Linked DNA regions of Homo sapiens: region 2 is linked to region 1. A link is a loop called in an ENCODE intact Hi-C map of the cell type or tissue named here. Cell type or tissue: ascending aorta. All regions are shown on one strand. Each heading gives the region's core, and the rest is flanking DNA. Links, peaks and the distances in the headings are about the cores only. Region 1 overlaps KLHL29 (kelch like family member 29). Region 2 overlaps KLHL29 (kelch like family member 29).

Region 1 (5,370 bases), core at 48-5,047:
TGTGAATGTTCTGATGGTGTGCGTTTCCTCCGTTGGACGAACAACTCATCTTTTACTCTTTGCTTTTTATGCCAGTTTGGGAAGGTTGTTTTTCTCCCACTTGAAAATCTTCCTCGGAAGGAATATGTTGCCATCAGCAATTCCTCTGTGTTGTAACTATCTCCTATGAAGCCAGACTGTAAGGCAGTGCGTCTTCCCTCAATAGAACCCAAGCCCATTCTTCATGGTTCAGCAAATCTCTGAGTGCCTTCTGCGTGCCAGGCACTGTGCTTGGTGTTGGAACTCGACAGGGAGCAAAACCATGCCTGGTTCTTTCCCTCAAGGAGTTTACAGTCTAGTGGGGGAGACAGATGTTTATCAGATAGTGCAAAAGGCAATAAACACTATGAAGGAAGATGGTCAGTGCCATTACAGGGAGCTCCGCCTCTTCTTGGATTCAGGGAGTAGGGGGAACTGATCTGAGATTTAAAGAAATGATAAGCTTAGCATTTAAAGGGAGGGTGAGCTGGGGAAGGAGCAGGGATGATGCATTCCAGGCAGAGGAGATACATGTGCAGGAGAGAGTATGGTGCCTTCAAGGAGATGCGAAAAGGTCAGAGAAACTGGCATTAAGAAACCAGAGGGGAGCATGGCACAGGCGGAGAGTGGAGAATTAGGAGGGAGAGGCCATGCAGGGTTTGTCTAGCCGCATAAGTATGCTGTGTCTTTATTGCAAGAGCACTGACTGGCTGACTGTTTTTAAGCAAGGGAATGGCATTCTGCAAAGACAGCCCTGGCTACCATGTGGTAAGCCACTGTGAAACACTAAGGAAGAAGAAATGGGGTACAGTTAGGAGAGGACTGCGGGAGTCCAGGAGAGAGTTGAGGGGATGGTGCATGTGGAGACAGGTAAATGGGCAGGCTGGGGTGGGGGGTTCGAGGGTGGGAAGTAAAGGAGAGGGATGTCTCAAGGTGACCCCTAGATTACTGGATGGATGTGGTGCTGTGCTGGGCACTGGGAACAGTGGAAGGGGTCAGGTATATTGGAGAAAACTGAGCTTTGTTTAGGACTGGGTGTGAGGACTCCTGAGGCATGGCAGTGGTGGCAGATAGGCAGTTATGTGTGTGGGTCTGGCTTTCACTCACAGGAGACATCAGGGCCAGAGACAGAAATTTCGAGGAATCATCCACATAAGATTCTGAGAGAAGAATCTTAGTAGTAAGGGTCAAGCTGTTGGTCCGCAGTCCTCTTCAGACCTCTTGCTGCTGCTGCTGCTTGTGACGACACTCTGACTTCCAAAGACAGTACTTCCCAGGTGTGGAGGAGGGCATTGCATTTCCTGTGTATCCTCCACCATGTGCTGGCTGAGTCAAGAATGGAGGTAATAAAAGAGACGTAAACACGGGAAACCACACGTCTAAAGCGTCCCATCTGTAAACTCTTGCTTACTCTCCAGACTCACAGGCCCCATCCTTCAGAGTGAGTCTCTTGAGTACAGAGATGGAACTTGGAAGTCTCTCCTGCTCCCTCCCTCCTCTGACCAGAGCCTTCCCTTCCTCCCCCAGCCCCTCATTTCTGAACAATGAGCCTTCAAATACCTTGCCCCTTAAATTACGTGCTTAAATTTAAGATCATTTATCTAATTATTCATGTAATAAATGTTTATTAAGCACCTGCTCTGTGCCAGGCACAGTGGCATGGATAAAGATGGTGGAGGCACAAGATGGGGTTATAATGTCGATATGACAAATGTTGAAATATAGGGATGTCCAAATCTCCTGTGAGGCCAGGTGAGGGAGGGGCAGTTCAAGGGAGTGAGAGAAGGCCTAGGGATTTGTGACATGTAGCAAAGGTTGAGGACAGGGTAGTGAGAACATTTGGGGCAGAATAAACAGATGTGTCAGAGGAAGTGTTGTGGGAATGTGAAGTAGTTCCCATGCCTGGAGTATATTGGGTATGTATGTTGCAAAAATTGTGTGTGTGTGTGTGTGTGTGTGTGTGTGTGTGTGTGTGTGTGTGGTCAAGGTAGGATGGAAGGGCGAGGTAATGGGTCATGGGGGTAGAGAGAGGGAGATGGGTTATGACCTCTAAGCTGCCAAGGTAGGTAACATCCAAATAAGGCAGGACCTCGAGAAGAGAGTTGTGAGGTCGGCCAGATTTCCTTCTGTTGTGTGTGTGCCGCAAGAGTTTTCTCAGCCTCATCCATTCCCGCTGTCGGGAGATGAGACAAAAATATCCTTATTCTTCTTGCATTGGGAAATGCAAGCTTGCACTGGAATCTTAACAGGTACTGCTGGTTCTGCCTTCTCCACTTCCCAGATGTGGGCATGGCAGCTCCCAGCATCAGTAGCATTGAAAGATTGGTTCTGAGGGTCTCCTCGGGCTCTTTTGGCAGAGTGGAGATAAGTTTCTAATCTGAGTCACTTAGGGTTCTTTGCATGGGCCCAGTCTAATAACTAAAAGCTCTCTGGAGGAGCCAGAATTTTCGTCATGGATGTTTTCTGACTCATGTTGTCATTGGAATGACTTTTAGTTCCTTTGGGCATGTCTGACTTCTACGCTTCTTAGGAAATGTAGCAAAGGTTGAGAAAAGGGTGGTGAGAGCATTTGGGGCAGAAGAAACAGATGTGTCAGAGGAAGTGTTGTGGGAATGTGAGGTGGTTTCCATGCTTGGAGTATGTCGGGTATGTATGTTGCAAAAATGTGTGTGCGTGAAGGGGGGGGGGGGGCGGTGCGGTAGAGGTAGGATGGAAGGGCCATCTCTGACCTGAGACCACTGGGCTGGACAGTTCCAGGGTTGGGGTGCTGTGGGCTTGTCGAGTGGCCAGATCACGCCTAATATCTGCTCAGGGTGTGTCAATGGTTGAGGAATTTCAGAGAACTAATACAAACAAGTTCATGCCATTGCTCTGAATTCAGGCCCCAGCAGTGTTTATGATTGCTTGACCAAGCCCTCACCAGCTCTTTCTGGAATACTCAGTCCAGTGAGAAGTGGGCACTGGGGGACAGAGAAGGAAGAGGAGAGAATCATGAGCCATGCTGGATATGCAGGTGGGCTGCAGGGCTCAAACTTGAACCAGTGCATCTAAATGGGCCAATGGTGCCTTGTGGACTGAATGTTCTCCAAGGCTTAGGAGGGGTGGGAGGACCCCAGGACCACTACCTTGAGGGAAGGAGAGAGCCTGGGACCGCTGGAGCTGGGGACAGAGCTGTGAGAACCAGAGGGAGTGGAGATTACTGTGGACAAGAAGCATCTTGGAAGGTCTTTCAAGCACCTGGGCCTGGACAAAAAAGTTCCACAGGGGTCAAAGGCAACACTGCGGAAATCCTCTGACAGACTGGGTGTAGCTGGCCAGGGTGGTCCACGGGATGCTATGAGGACCACTTGTCTCCTCCGCAAGAAGCTCGCAAAATGGGAAATGGCAGGTGTCGGCCTTGGAGGGAGATGGCTGGTTCAGCAGCGCAGGCATCCTTCTCCCTCTGCTTCTGTTTGACTGCTTCCAAGTCACCTTTCATGTTGTAAACCACTGCTTGTCACTTTGCCAAATTCCTATGCTCTTACTTAAGTGTGATTCAAGCACTAGATGTTTTTGACATTTGAAGATTACTTGGTTCTTTGGGCAATTTTCTCGTTTGCCTTCAAAAAAATGCCTGCAGTTCTCTATTTCATCCGGTGGAAAGGTGAGGCCCAGGATGCATGTAATGAACTGATGGCACTGTGAGGCACTGGGCCCGGTGAACTCGCAGGGTGTAGCTGAGATACAAGGTGTTTTCTACTAAAAGGATCAAGGCAGCTCCTCGACCTCACATTGGGGATCATTTGTACTGAAGATAATTCTTCAGCGGAGTCGTGCTGGCACTGAGTTAGCCAGATGAGCTGATCTCCATGCTGAAGCCAACCATGGGGCCAGCCATTTCCATCCTGACTGCCCACATGCTGTGTGATCCATTTTCTTTGTGGCAGAGGGCTGGTCACTGCAGACCCATGGACACGGGTGTCACCATATGGTCACTCCAGACATGGACGTGGGTTTCATAATATCATCCTTTCTACTCCACTGAGCCAGGACTGCCATCACCGGGCAGAGGTTAATTGAAAATTCATGTAACTATCCGCTCATTTATTAAGACCCACCTCCTTTTCTTCCCTCTCCCAATGCCTCTCTAATGCCAAAATGAGTCTCCACCCCTGGGGAGAGACGGGAGAAAGAACAACCTGCTCCCCACCTTGAAAGAAACCATTGACTTCATGGAAAAAACCACAGATTCATGGCCCTGCAGTGTTTGTCTTGGAATGTTTGTTCATTTTCCCATTTGTTCCCTTTGTAAGCTGTGCATCTGTCCCCACCAAGCCCGGTGCTCTGAAGGTGGCATCGATGGCCCTGAGTTTGTCCCTAGCTCCCGCCCTTCCTTTGTAATGTGTCCCTTCTTCCCCCACGGGTGCGGTGGGAGGCCCGTGCACCCTGCTGTGGGGTAAGGTGGCATCAGGCACAGAGAGAGTGACCCGGGGTTGTCTTTGGTCACTCACAAGGTAATTTCACTTGGCAAATGATTGGAAAAGAGGCTGCTGTTCTCACAGACGTCTGTGAACCCCATGCCTGAGCTTCTTAGCCCTCCTAGCTGTGCTGTTCCCCAGATGGAGTCCATTCCATTAAAGGACTGGAAAACAGAACTCTTGAAGACAGGATAAAGGATTAGGGATAATTTCATTTCAGAAGAAAGAGGCTGAGGAGGGACTTAATTGTCTTTGAAGGATCCTCCTGTGGAGGACAGAGATGAGTTGTTCTCCATCTCACTGAGCGAGAGGAGACAAAGTGGATCTCAAATGAATGTGCAAAGCTTCCTGTGAGCTGGGGCCGGCCCCCTGCAGGGAAGGTTCAGGGAGACTGGGCAGACAGAGTGGGTGGCACTAGGGGCTGTGGGGGCCGCGCAGACGGATGTGTTTGTGCGGCGGGGTGGGAGGGATGCTGTGGGAGAAAGAGATGTCTCCATCCCGTCTCAGAAAGGAAATTGTTAAAAGCAAGAAATTAACAGACAGTGAGTAGGAGAGACCCCCAGTGGCAGGGGAAGCAGGTGTGGAGTGGGTTCAGGCTGGCTGGGTCCTGCAGACTGGGTGGAAAGCATGTCAGCTGAAGTACAGAGGTCACACAGGGAGAGCAGGAGGGGCCCATGGGGCTGGAGAGCTCAATTTGAGCCTCTTTCCCCCAAAGGTATGGGGACCCACTGGAGATCCTTCAGCCAGGGAGTGACCCATGATGGGGCTTCTCATTCTGGTGTGTTATCCCTTGACAATGGGGGAAGCCACATAGCATAGCCCCAAATGCCCGTCTACAGATCCTTGCCGGTCTCAGACTGGTCTGCAGCAAACAGAGGAAAATACTGACACCATG
Region 2 (5,370 bases), core at 122-5,121, 85 kb after region 1:
CTCTCCCACTTCTTGGTCCTCTCCCTGCTTTCCGGGCTCCTTCTGTCTTCTTTCCACACACCCAGTTGCCATCAGCGTATCTGTCGTGCAGCTCACACTGGCCTTGCACTATTGCAGTATCCTGGTCTTGATGAAGCGACAGTGCTCCTTTCGTCGCCGTAAGCCAATCTCTCCTTCCCACTCACCCAGCCCCAAGCACCTGGGCCTTCAGTGCTGCCTCAGTGCCTCTGTTGGAAGGAAATCTCTTTTATTTTATTTATTTCTGTGAGTATTTTATTTATTTTTTGGAGACGGAGTCTTGAACTCCTGGCCTCAAGCAATTTTCTCGAACTCCTGGCCTCAAGCAATTTTCACATCTCAGTCTCCCAGAGTGCTGGGATCACAGGCGTGCATCACTGTACCTGGCTGGAAACCCCATTTTTAAGGGAAATGGTAAAAGATGTGAGGGCCTGCAGGAGGTGGTCCCTGTAGTGACGTTCTAGGAGGTGCCTCTGTGGGCTGTCAGGCAGGTGGCAGGGAAGTCAATGGAGCCCCCCAATCCTGGTGCCCATGCCATGCTTTTTGGTGAGGTGGGTCCAGGTCATTGCCCCTACCTGGCTCTGGGACACATGATAATTTTGCAGCAGAGGTGTTGAGGTTGTGTCTTCTGATGTTTGGCTGGACATTCCCATTTGTTTTCATGAATGTCTGAAATGTCATCTCACTTAAACCAGTACAATACTCTTTATCTTCTGCCCTGGGTGGCAGTGGGTATAACAGTCAACCCTGCCATGTCCCCTGGGACTCGGGACATTCTCCCAGCCCCCATTGGTCCCAGCTTCTCTCCAGGACATCACAGAGGAGCTTTGGGGTCAAGCCTGCACCGTACCCACCTCCACTGTACCCACAGCTCCAGCGAGAGTGACGGCCCCTCCTGGCATCGTGTCAGGGCCAGGGCTCCGGGGGTTGACACCCCAGAACAGGCTCCGGCTCATGGCTGTGGACGCCTACCTTGTTGGCACTGGGAGAGTCTAATCCCGCCACGACTGTAGCACGCGCATGTGTTTGAAAACCTCCTTGGCAGGCAGGACCTCCTAATTTTTTCCACTTCTTGTGATTAGCGTTGCAGACTAATCCTAGCACCAGACTCAACACCAGCTGTTCTTCCCCCACTGCTTGTTTTTACTTACGAACCAAATCCTGGAGTTGCTGCCGAATTGGCCAGCGCCGCTCTGCTCCTCCCTCAGCCCGAGCTGCAGCCAGTCACCTATGGCATGACCTCAGATGAACTGTCTTTTCAACATGGCCACCCGTGTGTCCTTCACAGTGCCCGGACGGCACTGCTCAGTCTCAGGGGGCACGAGAGGGGCTCACTGGGTTCCAAAGAGGACTCCGGCTTACCCGCTGCAGCAGTGGGATATCAGCTGTTCCTGGAGCCAAACTGATCTTAGAAATTTGGTTTTGCATCCTTAGACACGAGACAGCCCTGGATACCACTTATAATTTTTTATGTAATATGGTATTTTCAGAATAAGATATGTAACATTTAGATAAGTTGTATGACAACAATGAAATGAACACACATGATCCATCCCACCTCTGAACTTAAGAGCTGAAACATCACCAGACTATTGAAACTGCCTGTTTTCCTGCTCCATTCATTCCAGGTCCTCTTAAATTTGGAAAGGGGTATGCAGAAAGAGCACAGCCCTGGTACCTCCTCCCTCTCCCCCATCCTGCTCCCACCGGAAAGATATGTTTTCCCCCAAAAAGGGTACCCCGCCAGTGTGCAGCAGCAGCACCCCCTCTAACCTTCAGCGGGGCCAGCGGTGGAGGGAGGGGAGGCAGTGCAGCCTGGGCAGGAAGCAAGGCCTCAGTGGCCTCCAGATTTGCAAGAGGGGCCAGAGCTGCCCTAGGGGGCCCAGGGACCACCGCTGTCTCTGCTTTGGAAATTTCTCTGGCATGCTTCCTCTTCCCCTGACTTCTGTGGCAATGCTTGGGGGAAAGTTATTTACTGAATGCAGACCCAGGGACTCAGACTTCTGCATCCATACATACCATCCATTTGCATTTCTGTGAGAGTCTCTCACATACCTGGAAGGCCCTAAAAACAAATCAGGGAGTGTGGCATATGGGACATTTGCCCTCCAAACACTGCAGCGTCAAGAAGAATTGCAATTGTCAGAAATATCATATTCCTGTCAAAAGCGCATGAAATCAATTCTGTAAATTGAGAAACATAAGTCACAGTTATATTTGTTCTGCAACCATATAAGAATCACGAGTTTCTCCTAGGGTAGGAAAAAAAAAAAAAACTATGAGCCCTTTAGAATGACTTAATGTCCAATCATAGCCACCTTTACCAGGCAGTGCTGTTTCTGTTGGCATGAGATTTCTGACTGCCTTCAGTCGGTGGGTATTTCCGCTGGGTTGGTTGCTTTCTTGGCAACTGCGATTACTTGAAAACGGGATGAAAGTAAGTGACTCCTTTTTTGTTTTCCTCCTTGGCAATCTCTCTGTGGTTTTGTGGCTGCCCATGTGGTTCTCTTTCCTTCCTCTGTCCCTCCATGACTAGAGCACCACAGCAGGGAGCCGAGGGTTTCCTGGGGTTGGGCAGTCACTCAGCCCCTCCCTCTAGCAGTGCACGTGCTCTGGAGTTCCACATACCTGGACCCTGTTACCCCGTTTTAGTTGCACAGGACTGCTGGGGGAGACGGTGCAATAATCATTTGGTCAAGATGAGCCAAGCCTCCTTTGGGCCGAGCACGGAGATCACAGAAATGGACTCCAACTCACCTCCACCCAGAGAGGCAGGGCCAAGCCTAAAAGTTTTGTAGGGATTTAGGGAAGGGAGGGAGCAAAGGGCTGGGAGAGCCAGGGAAGGTTCATTAGCCCAGGAGCATCTTTCCCTGCCTCCTAAAGGAATATAGCCTTAAGCTCTTTGGAGGAGAGGGGAATATTCCAGCTGGGCCAAGAGAGAGGGTGGCCTGAGGCTGGTGCGTGCATGTGACCTGAGGGGCACTGAGCTGTGAGCTGGAGGTGTCGAGTGGGCCTCAGCACTGAAGTCAGGGGAAACCAACCGTATGGATGCCGTTCTGAAAGACAGCCTGTATTACAGGAGCACCGGGTAGAAAGTATTCAAGGAGACAGAGATCTGTCTGGAACTACGGGAAGGGCTGACTCAAGATTTCTGGCCAGAATCCTAGGATTTTTCTTTTTTAATTTAAGGTGTGCAGCACAATGTTTTGATAAACTTATAGATAGTGAAATGGTTATTATAGTTAAGTGACTTAACATATCCATCATCTCACCTAGTTACCCTTTTCTGTGTGTGAAAAAAGCACCAAAATCTACTCTTAGCAAACTTCCAGCATACAATATAATATTATCCTATACACTGACAGTGAACACCATCCTATTCATATATTGGGCAGGGTAGGTTTGTTTGTTTTGGATGTAGAACTCATCACCAGGAAAGCAGGCAAGAATTCCCCGAAAATCAAGAAGTCTGAGATATGAGCAGCAGTAAATCTGTTTTCTCTGAAGTGCCAGTGTAGACTCCATTCTGCTGTCTCTACCTTGGCCTCCATACCGAGTGGGCTGGAGGCTGCGGCACCAGTGAGGTGCCCTGACATCCAGCTGGCTGTGACAAATCAGAACAAACACCCGATCAGGCAGGAGACTACTACCTGGGGGCCTCGCCCTGCCCTCCCTGCCAAGCAGGGAGCTCCAGGCCTTTGGGGCCAAAGGAAGCCCCTCTGCTGAGGCTCAGGAAGGTTTTCGGGGTTGGGGAGCAGACTGGAAGAACTTAGTCCTGCCCTGACCAACACCCAGCTTTCTCAGCGCCTTCGTTAGGACATTTAGGAAGGTCGGGGCTTCCTTCCACACTGAGAATTCTGCAGTAATGCAGATGTCCTATACTGTGCTGGCAAGTGCTGTTGAACACTTAGAATGTGGCACGTGTGACTGGGGAACTGAATTGTGAATTCTATTTAAGCTAAATTAATGTTAATTGAAATAGTCACATTGACGAGTAGCTACCATATTGGACAGTGTAACCTTAGAAGATTCAAGGCAGAACCTGGGTGAGGCCGCCCCTATGCCTCCCAAGACTGGGCGACCTGTCACTGTGTCTCTTTCCATTGCTGAAAGTGACAGAGCCTACGGAGCTCTCAGAGAGAAATTATCCTGAAAATCAGACCGAATGGCTGAACGCTTACAGATGTCCCTGCGACCGATCACGTTTCCTTTCGTGGCCATAAGAATTGTATTAAATATTAGGCATAGGAGGAATCTTACCAGGTTTTCCCTAAAGCCCTTTTCTCTCTTGCTGCATGAAGTTTCCTCTCCTGCAGCTGCCTGAGGAAATGGTTTCGCAAGACTTTATTATTTTTGGATTTTTTGGCATACTCACTGAAGCCAGGCCTGGGTACTCAGTTTCCATTTGATTTCTGGCTGCTCAGGGCTCACTCCTCCTGCCCATGCTGGTGGGATTTCTTGTAGGCCAGACAGTGGAATGGTTTAGAGCAGCCCTACCTCTCCCTTCTTTGGGGTGACTGGAGAGGAAATTGAGGGGCCAGCTACCACTGCTTACAGGAAATGGACAGATTAGGGCAACTGGATCAACATTGCATTGAAAATACCTGGCTTCTGTGGGTGTGAGGCAGGACTACCTGAATAGATACTTATGTTCTTGCTCCAGAGCTGTCAGACTCAAGCAGTGGCTGGGCTTTAGGTGACTTGGTGACGTTCCCTGGCTCTAGGGTAGCTATGGAGTAATCGGAATCACCGTCTGATTTCAGCAATTGCACTTCTCAGAGTTGGGCAATGAGGCTAAGGAGAAAAGGGATGGCTGGAACAAGTTTGAGGCGGGAAGAGGAGAAAGGTCTTCAGCCCCTTGGGCACACAGAGACAGCACTGTCGGCCCCCACCCAGAGAAAGTAAAGCATGACTTGGAGATCCAGAGTCTGCCAGACCCCAGGGCAGTCTCTCAGGAGATGAGGGAGGAGTGGGGCGGAACAGCGCAGCTGCTGTGTTTATGACACATCTTCCTCCATGGACTGCTTAGGACGCTTCAACCTTAATATTTGAGGCGCATTCTCTAGAAATAGTCTTTGTCCACTGGCTGAGATGGGTGGGAACAGAGGAGTAGGAGGTGTTGGCTTTTTTTAGGATAGAAGGTTATTGGTTTATTTAAGTGCATTTGCTTTGGTTTTAGCGTTGTGAGGATAATTAATTTACGTATGACCCTCCTTAGACCTGTAAATATGTATTGGTACCAACTGTACAGCAGGCCCTGTGCTGTCCGCCAGCAAGATAACAGTGAATGAAAACATCTCTGCTCTAAAGTAGATATTCTCCCCAGCCCTTCCCAGCATGGTCTGGAAGGGA

Evidence for each region. Peaks named below come from ENCODE experiments on the same cell type or tissue, not always from the same donor. Only the 100,000 strongest peaks of a DNase experiment are listed, where the experiment ranks them.
Region 2: it touches region 1 in a loop (2.0-fold over the local background); 3 of 110 quality-filtered maps call a loop at or near these places.

What each region holds. Positions count from the first base shown.
Region 1 is chr2:23,409,427-23,414,796 of GRCh38, forward strand. The region is part of intron 1 of KLHL29 (kelch like family member 29); the gene reads left to right. Among named protein-coding and RNA genes, the nearest start is that of LINC02923, 25 kb to the left of the region's middle. In ascending aorta, for the core only: no CTCF peak of the experiment used is centred there; a DNase peak (open chromatin) is centred at 2,575; H3K27ac peaks cover 1,798 bases.
Region 2 is chr2:23,494,781-23,500,150 of GRCh38, forward strand. The region is part of intron 2 of KLHL29 (kelch like family member 29); the gene reads left to right. Among named protein-coding and RNA genes, the nearest start is that of LINC02923, 110 kb to the left of the region's middle. RefSeq lists an enhancer at 2,492-3,175. In ascending aorta, for the core only: no CTCF peak of the experiment used is centred there; DNase peaks (open chromatin) are centred at 931, 2,431 and 4,773; H3K27ac peaks cover 3,218 bases.